Linked DNA regions of Mus musculus: region 2 is linked to region 1. A link is a contact called in ENCODE Hi-C or POLR2A ChIA-PET data. All regions are on one chromosome and are shown on one strand. The core of a region is the stretch at or near the end of the contact, and the rest is flanking DNA. Distances in the headings are between cores, read along the strand shown. Region 1 holds the start of Ano10 (anoctamin 10). Region 2 holds the start of Abhd5 (abhydrolase domain containing 5).

Region 1 (5,241 bases), core at 421-2,920:
AGGGTCCACAACCCACAGGTTGAGGACCACTGTTCTAGAGGAAGCAACTGGAAAGAAGGACTCTTGGGAACATGAGAGCATGGAGCCTTGCAAAGGGGGTTGTTACATAGCAAAGAATAACTAAGACATGCCTGTCCTAGCCTGCTTCTTTGGTTGCTCCAATAAAATTTAGACCAGAACTAACGTGGGAAGGAAAGGGCTTATTTGACTTATAGTCCATCATTAAGGTAAGCCAGGTCAAGAGCTCAAGGCAGGGTCCTGGAGACAGAACTTGAAGCAAAGACTACAGAAGAATACTGCTGCTTACTGCCTGCTCTTTTAAACAGCCAGGTTCCACCCTCTTAGGATGGTACCACCCATAGTGTGCTGGGCCCTCCCACATCATCAAGAGAATGCTCCTCCCTACCCCCCCTCCCCCCCAACACACAAGCTCAAAGGCCAGTCTGATGGAGGCTGTTCCTTAATGTGATTTCCTCTCAGGCAACTATTGGTGTGTCAGGTTCACAAAAACTAAGTGGCATGGCACCATGACTCAGGCTCACATCTTGTACTTTGCTTTGAGATGGAGATTCACTACATTGCTCAGGCTGGTCTCTAGTTCCTCAGTTCAAGTGATCTTCCAGCCTCAGTCTGCTGAGTATCTGAGACTACAAAAGTGTGGGCCACCAACACAGCTTAACTAAATTTTGTTAATTCAGCTGTGATAAGATTACTCCCAAGAGGGCTGGGATAATCTCTTCCCTAGGATGCACAAGGCCCTGGGTTTAATCTCCAGTATAAAGACTATCTGAGCAAAAAGGATTTAATAGATATTCCATTAAAATGATTGTTTTTCAAAAAATTTCAAACATTTCCAATCAGATACCAAAGAATGAAGTTATATGCAAGGATGAATGTAAGTTCAGGGGCTGAGAAAATTGGAACTCTCCAACTGAAACCCACAAGTCTCCTGAGTCGTCAATTGACTCTAATTGTTAAAGTTCTGAAAGATTTGCCTTGGTTTTCAGAGAGAAGAGAGCTTCAGAATTCTGCTGAAAACCAGCCAAGAATTGCTCCTTAAGGCAGAGAGGGGGCTAGGAGGACAACCTCCAAACCGGAACACCCCCAGGGGTTGGGGTGAAGGCCTTGTCCCCTGGAGGAAGGCAAAAACTGGAAGGGTGTGGAGGGTGGAGGCTAGACGGTAGAGGGTAGAGGTGGGCAGGTGTCTGGATTCTGGTCTAAGAGATTAAGAAAAGGAAAGCGTAAGGAGCCTTATCCTTTCCCTTCCATTCCCTACCCAGCAAAGCCAAGACCCAGCCCGCACCCATACCACCACGAGGACCGCTAGCGAGGCCCCACCCCTCCGGATGAGGCTCCCTTTCTGCCGTGAGTGACAGCAACCCAAGCCCCACCCCACTCGCCACAGCCCCGCCTTTAACATGTCTCTCTACAACGACAGCTGATGAGGCCACGCCCATGCAGCACCACCACATCCCACCAAAATGAGAACCTTCATGGCCCCGCCCCTTCCGTCGCGGCCCCACCCCTCTCCCGAGGGTCAGCCAGTGAAGCTTCACTCTGACACCTCCGCCCCCCTTCCTCGGGACTTACAACTGTTAAGGCACCGCCCCTTTCACGGTGATCCCGCCCCCCACGCCGAGTGACAGCCGGAAGGCCCCGCCCCTCCCGGTCGTTGACGCCTCCTGTCGGCCAAGGCGCCACGCCCCGGTCGTGTATCCAGTCCGCCTTAGCGCCGCGGGCCTGGTTCTCCCCGCTCCCGCGGTCCCCGAGGACGCCGCGTGGGCGGCCGGTGAGTGGGGAGGGGCGCAGTCCGTGTGGTGGGCCCGCTGGGGATGCTCCCCCCCCGCGACAGGGAAAGAGCCACGGAAGCACTGGTCAGGGCTGGAGATCCGCAAGGGTGTGAAAGCCGGCGGAGGCAGGGGGATGTCGGCCGGCTCTGGATTTGCGTCAGGCCTGGAGCAGGGCCGTCTCTGACTGACCATGGGATCCCGGGGTGTCGGGCTGCTCTGATTGACACTTCGGGGAAGGTGCCCGGTAGCCTTGATTGTGTCACACCTCGCGGTCTCTCTAGGGTTGTGAACAGATCCGGTCTGAGGTTTCTGACCGGGCCCATTGTGCGCTTTCCGTGATAGGTGTCGCATGACTCCAGTGAAGGGTGCAGAGCCCTGTCCCTACCCGAAACCCTGTTTGTTCTTTCCCATAGCTGAGGCGGTGCGTAGACGGTCTGACTGAAGTCTCTTCAAGTTTGTTCCCACTCCACAGTTGAATCGCAATCCCTTAAACCCTGATGTTGTAATCGAATCCCGGCAGTTTTAAAAGTTTCAGGTGCACTGTGAGTGGCCTGGTTTCCATTTAAAGTCACAGTAACCTTAGAGGACTAGATATTTCTAAGGACTCTTTCTGTCTTTAAACAATTTTAAATGCAACCGTGCATCCCTTAACCAGGGTAAACTGGGAGGGAGATGCTTGCTGTTTACCTGGCATGAACGTCCGAGGGCACTCACACAGACAAAGAGGCTGTGACTTTACTAGGCATATAGTTTTGTTTTCTGGGGTTTTTTTGTTTTGGTTTGCTTTGGTTTGGTTTTTGGTTTTTAAAAATTTTTGTCTGTGCGTTCGTGTTATTGTGAGTGCAGGCAAACGGATACACACAGGCTTGTACAGGACAGAGGACACAGGTGTGGGCCCTTGCCTCCCACCGTGTTTGAGATAGGATGTCTTTGTGTCTTTTCATTTTTGCTGCTGTGCTGCCTGTTCCAGGCCATTCAGCCCTATGGCTTCTTAGGGTTTTACTGTCTCTGTCTCCCATATCACCTGGAGTTGGGATTACAGAAGCACTCTACTGCGTGCTGGAGTCCAAATTTAGGTCCTCTTGATGAGAAATGAGAGATGCAGAATATCAGACAGGCATAGACAAGGCCTGGTAAACTGTAACGAGTGTGCATTTGGATAGACTGTAGTGTGGTTGCGTGTGCGTGTGTGTATGAGTGTGTAAAGAGGAAAACTAGAAAGGTTGGAACACAGAAAAGAGGATAAAGTTGAGAATATAAATGCCCTGTAGGAATGCTCAGAACCCTATGACCTCTAGTAGCATTTTGTTTTTCTTCCTAATTTGTATATTTAAAAGTGTTTTTTTTTTTTTTTACATATTATTGTATGTGTGCATGTGGGTTTACACATACCATGGAATGTGTGTAGGGATCAGAGGTCAAATTCTGGGAGTCAATTCTCTCCTTTTGTGTATATAAATACACATATAATTAATGGGGTAGTATTCTAATATTAATTTGTGACTTTTTCCAACTTAACATTTTCTCATTTATCATTTTCCTTGATCACTAAATATTCACACTGAACAACCAGCTACTTCTTTCTAAAATAATAATAGTATTTCAGCTATGTGTTTAATACATGCATGCTTGGAGGTGAAGAATTAGGGCTGATCAAGGCAAGTATATTAGTAAGTGTTTAAATGCCATCTATGCTACATTGAGCTAGTCCCTCACAGTATATACATGGGTTGTCTGTAGCTCTCTGCATTTTTACACAGTAACACCTGCTTTTGGAAGATGCCAGCTCAGAATGCTGTTTGTCCTGGTTGTTTTTTGTTTTTATTTTTGTTTTTTTTTTTTTGTTTTTTTTTTTGTAGTTGTTGTTTTCAACTTGACACAAACTATCCTCATCTGAACAAATCCCTCCACCATATTGACAGGTACACAGATCTGTGGGGCATTTTCTTGACTGATGATTGATTGGGGTGGGGGTGTGCAGTCCACGGCCAGTGGAGCCAGCCCTAGGCGGGTGGCCATGGGTTGTATAAGAAAGCAGGCTGACCAGGCCAGTAAGCTGCACCCTCCATGGCCTCTGCTTCAGCTCCTGCTTTGAGTTTCTGTCTTGGCTTCCCAGATGATGGAAGTCAAAAAACCCTTTTCCTCCCAAGTTGCTTTTGGTTGTGGTGCTTATCAGAGCAATAGAAGCTCTGAGACAGTGTTACCTGTGATGTGAAGCTATGGTTGGAATACATGGTAGTTTTTATACATACTTATTAGAAAGGGGAAAATAAGGGATTTGGGGAAATAAAAGATTTTTATTTTGAAATGATTTGGGTTTGTTTTTTGTTTGTTTGTTTTTGTTTTGTTTTGTTTTGTTTTTTTGTTATCTGCAAAGGCATTAGAGTTCTCATGTGCCAGCTTCCCTGAGCCTTGTATGGTCTCAGTACAACAATTAGTGAACACAGGAAAGCAGCCTGACACAGTTCCATTAAGTGACTTGCAGATCTCAGTAGAGCACACCAGTCTCACACTTGTGATAGGATCCATTGTTGTACTTACCTATGGTGTACGTCCTTAGCATTTAACAAAGGCGTCCTCCCAGACAGGATGACCAAGTATGGAGTTGTGCAGTATAGCAAGCTTGCTAGGCAGCAACATCTTCCTTAAATTCATCTCTTGAATGCTGTGTATTAGGAAGGATGCTTATTTTCATTTCCTGTGGACACAAGCTGCTATTTGAGTAAATTACACACTAAAAAGGGTACTCTTTCTTGTGTGAATGTTTAGAGGGCTGGAGTCAACCTCAGGGGATGTCTCGGTTACTCTCCACCTTGTGTTTTTAAGTCAGGGTCCCTCACTGGTTGAAAACTCATCAGTTAGGCTAGGCTGGCTGACTGGAGGGCCCTACTTAGCTTTGCCTGCCCAGCACCAGGAATCCAAGCCTATGCTTTGATACCCAGCATAATAATGTGAGTCCTGGGGATGGAACTCAGGTCCTCATGCTGGAATGACAGGCAGTCTACTGACTGAGCCATCTCTGCAACAGAACAGCTTTAATCACACTCTGTATCAAGCACATCACCACCCAGTCACAGAATAGAGCTGATGAGGTCATCTAAGTGCCTTAACTTTTTGATTTACATAGGAATCCCACTAAGAATCTCTTAAAAGCAGAGTGCCAAGTGCCAACTCCTTACTCAGGCTGTTCTGGAACTCTCTGTGGTCCAGGCTGGCCTCAAACTTGCCATCTTGCTTTAGCCCAGAGAGCACGGGGACCAGATTTGTGCCGCCACTTCCAGCTTAATAAGATGGTTCATAACAACACTCCTGTGCGTGATTTCCTTTGTAGTTGGGAATTTGTGACTGTTCCACCGACTAGCTTAAATCCACAAAGAACACACTCCCCAGAACACAGCACCCTCATTCTTTCCTTGGAAAATCCCTTCCATGCACAACTGCCCCACCCTAC
Region 2 (5,357 bases), core at 1,624-4,123, 57 kb before region 1:
CTCAGTGGTGCAGTGCTCACATGAGGTCACTGTGTGTGCGCACGTGTGTGTGTGTGTGTGTGTGTGTGTGTGTGTACGGGTGTGTGAAAAAGTCAATAGTGTGTGTGAATAAGTAAGGGCATTGGCACTGGGATTAGCATTGAAGAATTTCAAGATTTTGAAAAAGACTTGGAGCAAGGATTACAGAGCAATAGCAGCAGGAAAAAATGTCTAGATCTTAGCAGTTTTTTTATGAGATAAGATAAAGAAGTTCACTCTTCAATCGCCAAAGCACAGAACTATACAAGAGACTTTAACATATATCCAGCAGGATGTGGCAAATCAACTGAGGCAGTAGAGAGAAATCCGGTCTTCTTTAATAGAATCTGCTGATTTCCCATGGTGTAAATATTCCCACTGTGGCTGGTTTCAGGGTACTGGTGTGGTAAAATTCCTGAAAATTCAGCAATGATTTGCCAGTACAGATCAACTCCAGCATGCCCTGAAAACCACCTGTTTCTTGGTCTACTCTGCAATGGTGAATTTCTGTGATGGCTTTCCCCCAAATTCCGCCACTATGTAATTCTCTGGGATATCATTAAAGCAATCTGCAGAAATCTACCCTATTCTTATTATATTTGGCTTTCTCAACTGTATTGCAACTGAAAGGGATAGGATTTTGAAAGCTTCCCAGTAAACTTGTCTCCACCAAGAGCCACGAAGGGAAAGAATTACATGCTCCAAAATGCTATAGGATGGCAGCTTATAATCGCTTGCTTTATCAATATCATCTCCCCATCTGTAAAGAAATGAGGTGTTTTCATCATACTTCCGGAGGTACAAAATAGGATTACTCCTAGTGTTAGACTTTTCCTGGTAAAATCCCAGGGTAGCATAGGATATCAGGGTTAGGCAAGACACAGGGAGCTGAGAACACTGTGCATACACTGAATTCTCCTCCTCTTCTCAGAAAACCACAAGGGTTCAATCACCAAGGCTTGGTTCTACTGACTGATCCCAAAGCCTTGCCTCTAGGAACTATCATCACACTGGAGTTCTACTCAGTTCTTCTCAATGAGGATTAAATGCCAACATGTGAAGTCTCTTAGGACATTCAGACCAGACCCAAATTATGGCATCATCTAAACCCAAATGTCTTGAAGAACTTAACTCAAAACGGCAGGCAAATATCCCACGAGTCCCAATCCCATTGAGAAGTAGCAGAAATATGAGGAAAACGCCTTAAAGTTGAATGCAGACACCTAAAGGAGCAGGTTCCAGTTAGCTCTGCTTCTTGGTAGTGGCGGTTCCAAATGAAAATGGGAGTGGTCAGATCTACTCACAGGGGAGACTCTAGGATTATCATGACCACACTGGGGGAGCACCCAGCAAGAACCTAGCCTTCTTTCTGTTTGCATGGTTATCCAGCACTGCTCACGGGTCCTGCCAAAAATACCAGAGAGGTCTACCTCTGACTAGGGACTGTAACCAGTCTTGCCCTCAGTGACCTCCAGCCATCATCAGAGCCATGTCACTCTCACCGTTGTGCTATGGATTCCTGAGCCTCACAGTATCAAGACCAAAAGGGCCCACAAGTTAGAATTCTCAGAGCCAGAAAAATGTCCTGACAAATTTAATAGAAACCCAAGCTACCAGGTCCTAGTTGTACCACATGACACTCTGTATTTCATGTCAATATAACTAGGAAGTTCAACAACAGACCAAAACAGTGGCTCCACTTGTTAATTATCACTTAAACAAAACTTGAAGAGTGTAGTTTCTAGCATTTCAAAAATATTCCTCCCCTAACATCTTTCCAAAATACTTACTTTCACATTACCATAATCTATTTACCCTATGGTTATCTTTCCCATACAAATGTCTCCAAATAGCTGAAGTACAACTGTCAAAATAATTTATAAAGGAGATGTATAGTCCCGTCCATATAAAACAAGTAGCCTTTTGAGAATCAGTGAAATAACTTTCATAGTAATTTAATTTTTCCACCAAGCATTGTTCTACTCACAAGGGCATGACATATCAAAAACAAAAAAGAATAACTTACTATGTCTATGAAGAAGTTGGGTGTGGTGGTTCACACATGTGATCTCAGCACTGGACGGCTGAGGCAAAAGGATTGGGTCTCTGCAGAGTTGAAAAGCTACCCTGGTCTACAGATTTCCAGGCCAGCAAGGGCTACATAGAGTGACTCCGGTTTCCAAAAAAAACAAAACAACAACAACAACAACTTAAGGGCTTCCTTCCTGTTAGGCATCTGCCCTTCAACTTTCACAAAGTTTGCCAGGGCTAGTGAAGCCAGACCGCCGGGTCACGGGAGCGCACGCACGGGGCAGCGGGAGGTGGGACGCAAGCGCCCCAGGCGCACCGGCGGCGATCGGCTGTCCCGCGAGGCTCCGAGTCCGACGCCTTCTCCCACCCTGGCGACGCACGGCTCCCGGCGCGGAGTTCTGAGCTCCGCCGCGCTCGGGATCACCGGGACGGCCGTCAACAGCAGCCGCTTTCCCTCCCCGCAGCCCCGCGGCCCTGACCGGGCCTGTCTGCCCCGACGGGTCGAGAGAGCGGGCGCCCGCGCCTTCCCTCGGCTGGCCGCCCGGGGTCGCCAGAGCGCACGAGACCCACGTCGTCCCCCCCTTCCCGGGTGATCCTCACCCTCCACCGGCGTCTGCCGAGTCCACCTCCTCCTCCGCCGCCATCGCTTTCATCACCGCCGCCGCGCAAGCGCAGGGACACACCTCGAAGCCGGCTGACAGGCCGACTGGGCGGCCCCGGGCCGCGGCCGCCCTTAAGACCGCACCGCCCGCGCATGCGTCGTCCGCCCGCTGGGACGATCCGAGGGCGCGGCCGCGCCACCGCAGGCTCGGCGTCCCAGCGGCCCGGCCTCGCAGACACGCATGCGCTGCCCGCCTGTCGCGCGGAGGCGGGGGCACTGGTAAGGAAGGTCAGCCCGACGCCGCGGGAGCCTAGGTAGTCATCCGTCGGAATAATGACCATTAATGCGTCATTCCGCCCGTGTGGACTGCCCTGGACGGGGCGCTAGGCAAGCCGTAGGTAGCCTGGAGTGAGACCCCAGCCAGAAATAGCCTGAGTGGCAGAAGTGCGCATCCTGTGGTGCTGGACCCTCCAGCCCTTACTTTCAGGTGGTGGCCTCTAGGAACTTGCACTCCACCCTGCCAGACTCTAGACTCCGGAAGGCTGAGAGCTTATGTGTGGGTACTAGAATTACACACACACCACCACCATCACCACCACCACCATCATCATCCCCACAGACCACAGAAGAGAGGGGCGAGGGAGGGAGAGAGGGAGAGCACTTCCTAGAATCCATTCTAAAATGATAGAGGGCTGAGGGCTCATAAAAATATTCTCATGAGCTCGATATGGTGGTCCACACCCTTCAAAAACACTTGGGAGTCAGAGGCAAACACATTTCTGTGAGTTGGATTAGCCTGATTAGCCAGCCAGAGCTACACAGTGAGACCCTGTCTTTAAAATAAATAAATTTAAAGGGGAGAGGGCTCGAGGGATGGCTCAGTGGTTAAGAGTGCATACTGTCCTATAGAAGAGAATGGGTTTGTTTCCAGCATCCATGTGGAGCCCCACAACTGCTTGTAATTCCAGTTCCAGGGGAGCAACACCCTCTTCTGGCCTCAGAGCACCTTAATGTATATGGTGCACATACAGGCAAGGAGGCACACCCTCGAGTGGGATTATTTTAATAATTTTTTTCCTGGTTAAGGGACGTGAGCAAATGCGTGAAAGTGATAAAGAGTAAAGCTCAGTACAGGCAAATGAAAGTCAGCAGCTAGCAAGTAAGTCCAAGACTGCGCTTTAAAAATAGAATTCAGAACTATGGCACTCACTGTGATTAAACAAATAGAGGCATCCTGGTGTTGCATAAGGGATGTTTCCCTTGGCTGGGGGCAGGTTCCTCCGGTCAGGAGAAAGTGTATGAACTAGCCTAGCTCTTTGTGCTTGTGACAAGCTGCCTACAGCTGGAGCTGTGTTGTGCAGGGGCCATCTATGCATTAGTTCCTAGGTTCAATTCCCATCCTGCCCTCTACCCCACACTCCAAAAAATGAAATTCTGAGAATATGTAATAGGTTCTCTTAGTTCAGCCACACCTGGGTGGTACTGATGCCCGGAACTACTCAGGAGCCTGATGTAAGCTAACTGAGTCTCAAATAATTCTAATAAGGCCAAAATATGTGGCATTCCCCCTTTCCCAGAGATCTAACCAAGAGCAGGTGTGTGGATGTGGGTTTGAACAGAAACAGAGGCTCCCACCACCCTCTTGATTTTTTTGAAGGCAAATGGATAATGTAAATATCGTTTGTATTCCCTTCGTTACTTTAGGATTACCTCTCTCCAGTCATCAGCTCCTCAGGAAGGCCAGAGTCCTTCCTGAAGCCTACACTAATATTCTTCCCTGTATTTAAGACCCCATGCATCACTCTCCATTTTAGACCACATTTGCTGCTGTAGAGAAACACCTTGACTAATCATTTACAACAAACAAGTTTTATCCCTCACAGTGCTGGAGACTGTGAGGAAGGCGTCTGTGGTATACAAAGAGGGCCTTGCTGCTTCATCTCATGGCAGAGGGCAAAGAGAGCAAGAAAGGGGCCTAACCCTTCTTTTTATAAGAAACCCCCTCCCCCAGAACTGACTCCCGAGATGAAGGCATTAATTGATCCGTGAAAGTAGCACCTCTGTGGCTCAGATGCTGCCCTTAGGCCTCACCTTTCAATACCACTACATGGGTTGCGCTTCCAGTATGAGAACGTTGGGGACACATTTAAACTTCTGATGCTCCTCCACTCCTCTCTCACTGTGATCTCTCCCCCCGGCCCCCGAGCCCCACTCCCTATAGTTCTTAACTTTCTACAATGGCAACAGTTTCTTAGAGATTATCACACTGATTTTATGAGCATGTGTTTGGGTGTGGCATGCACATGCTGTGGTTAGTACATAGATGCCAGAGAATGCTTTGCTGGAATTGGTTCTCAGGTTGCCAGGCCTAACAGCAGGCACCTTTCCCCATTGAGCCATCTTGCTGGCCCACGCTTACCCCTTTTTCAACGGATATTACCAAATACCCTTCCAATGACAGCAAGAGTATTTCAGGGCTGTGGTATTGTCTGTGGTTTAAAGGAGAGGGAAGTGACCAATATCCTCTTATAAGTAATATTTCTCACTGTGTCTGATATTGTAGGAAGATGGAAACCTATAAATAGTTTTATAGAAGCTCTCAGTTGTTGCCAGCAGCTTGCAATGTGTCTTCAGAAACTGACCATCTCCACCTTAAAGGTTATATCCAGCCTAGGAACCCTCTACTGTTTAGGCCAGCTAGCTGTGG

Evidence for each region. Hi-C counts contacts between places; a loop is a spot of excess contacts on that map. ChIA-PET counts read pairs that join two places held with the same protein, here RNA polymerase II (POLR2A).
Region 2: a loop to region 1 is called in a map of heart, with 2.0 times the contacts of the local background. The contact joins the promoter of Abhd5 here to the promoter of Ano10 in region 1. A Hi-C loop is called at or near these places in 1 of 37 maps with a recorded cell type or tissue (heart). POLR2A ChIA-PET finds 5 or more read pairs at or near these places in 1 of 5 experiments (Patski).

The regions. Positions count from the first base shown.
Region 1 is chr9:122,290,852-122,296,092 of GRCm38, reverse strand. It overlaps Ano10 (anoctamin 10), which reads left to right and starts at 1,670. Exons shown (of 13, transcript NM_133979.3): 1 at 1,670-1,789. It overlaps Gm26797 (predicted gene, 26797), which reads left to right. Exons shown (of 5, transcript NR_168548.1): 5 at 1-183.
Region 2 is chr9:122,349,132-122,354,488 of GRCm38, reverse strand. It overlaps Abhd5 (abhydrolase domain containing 5), which reads right to left and starts at 2,873. Exons shown (of 7, transcript NM_026179.2): 1 at 2,650-2,873. The coding sequence starts at 2,702.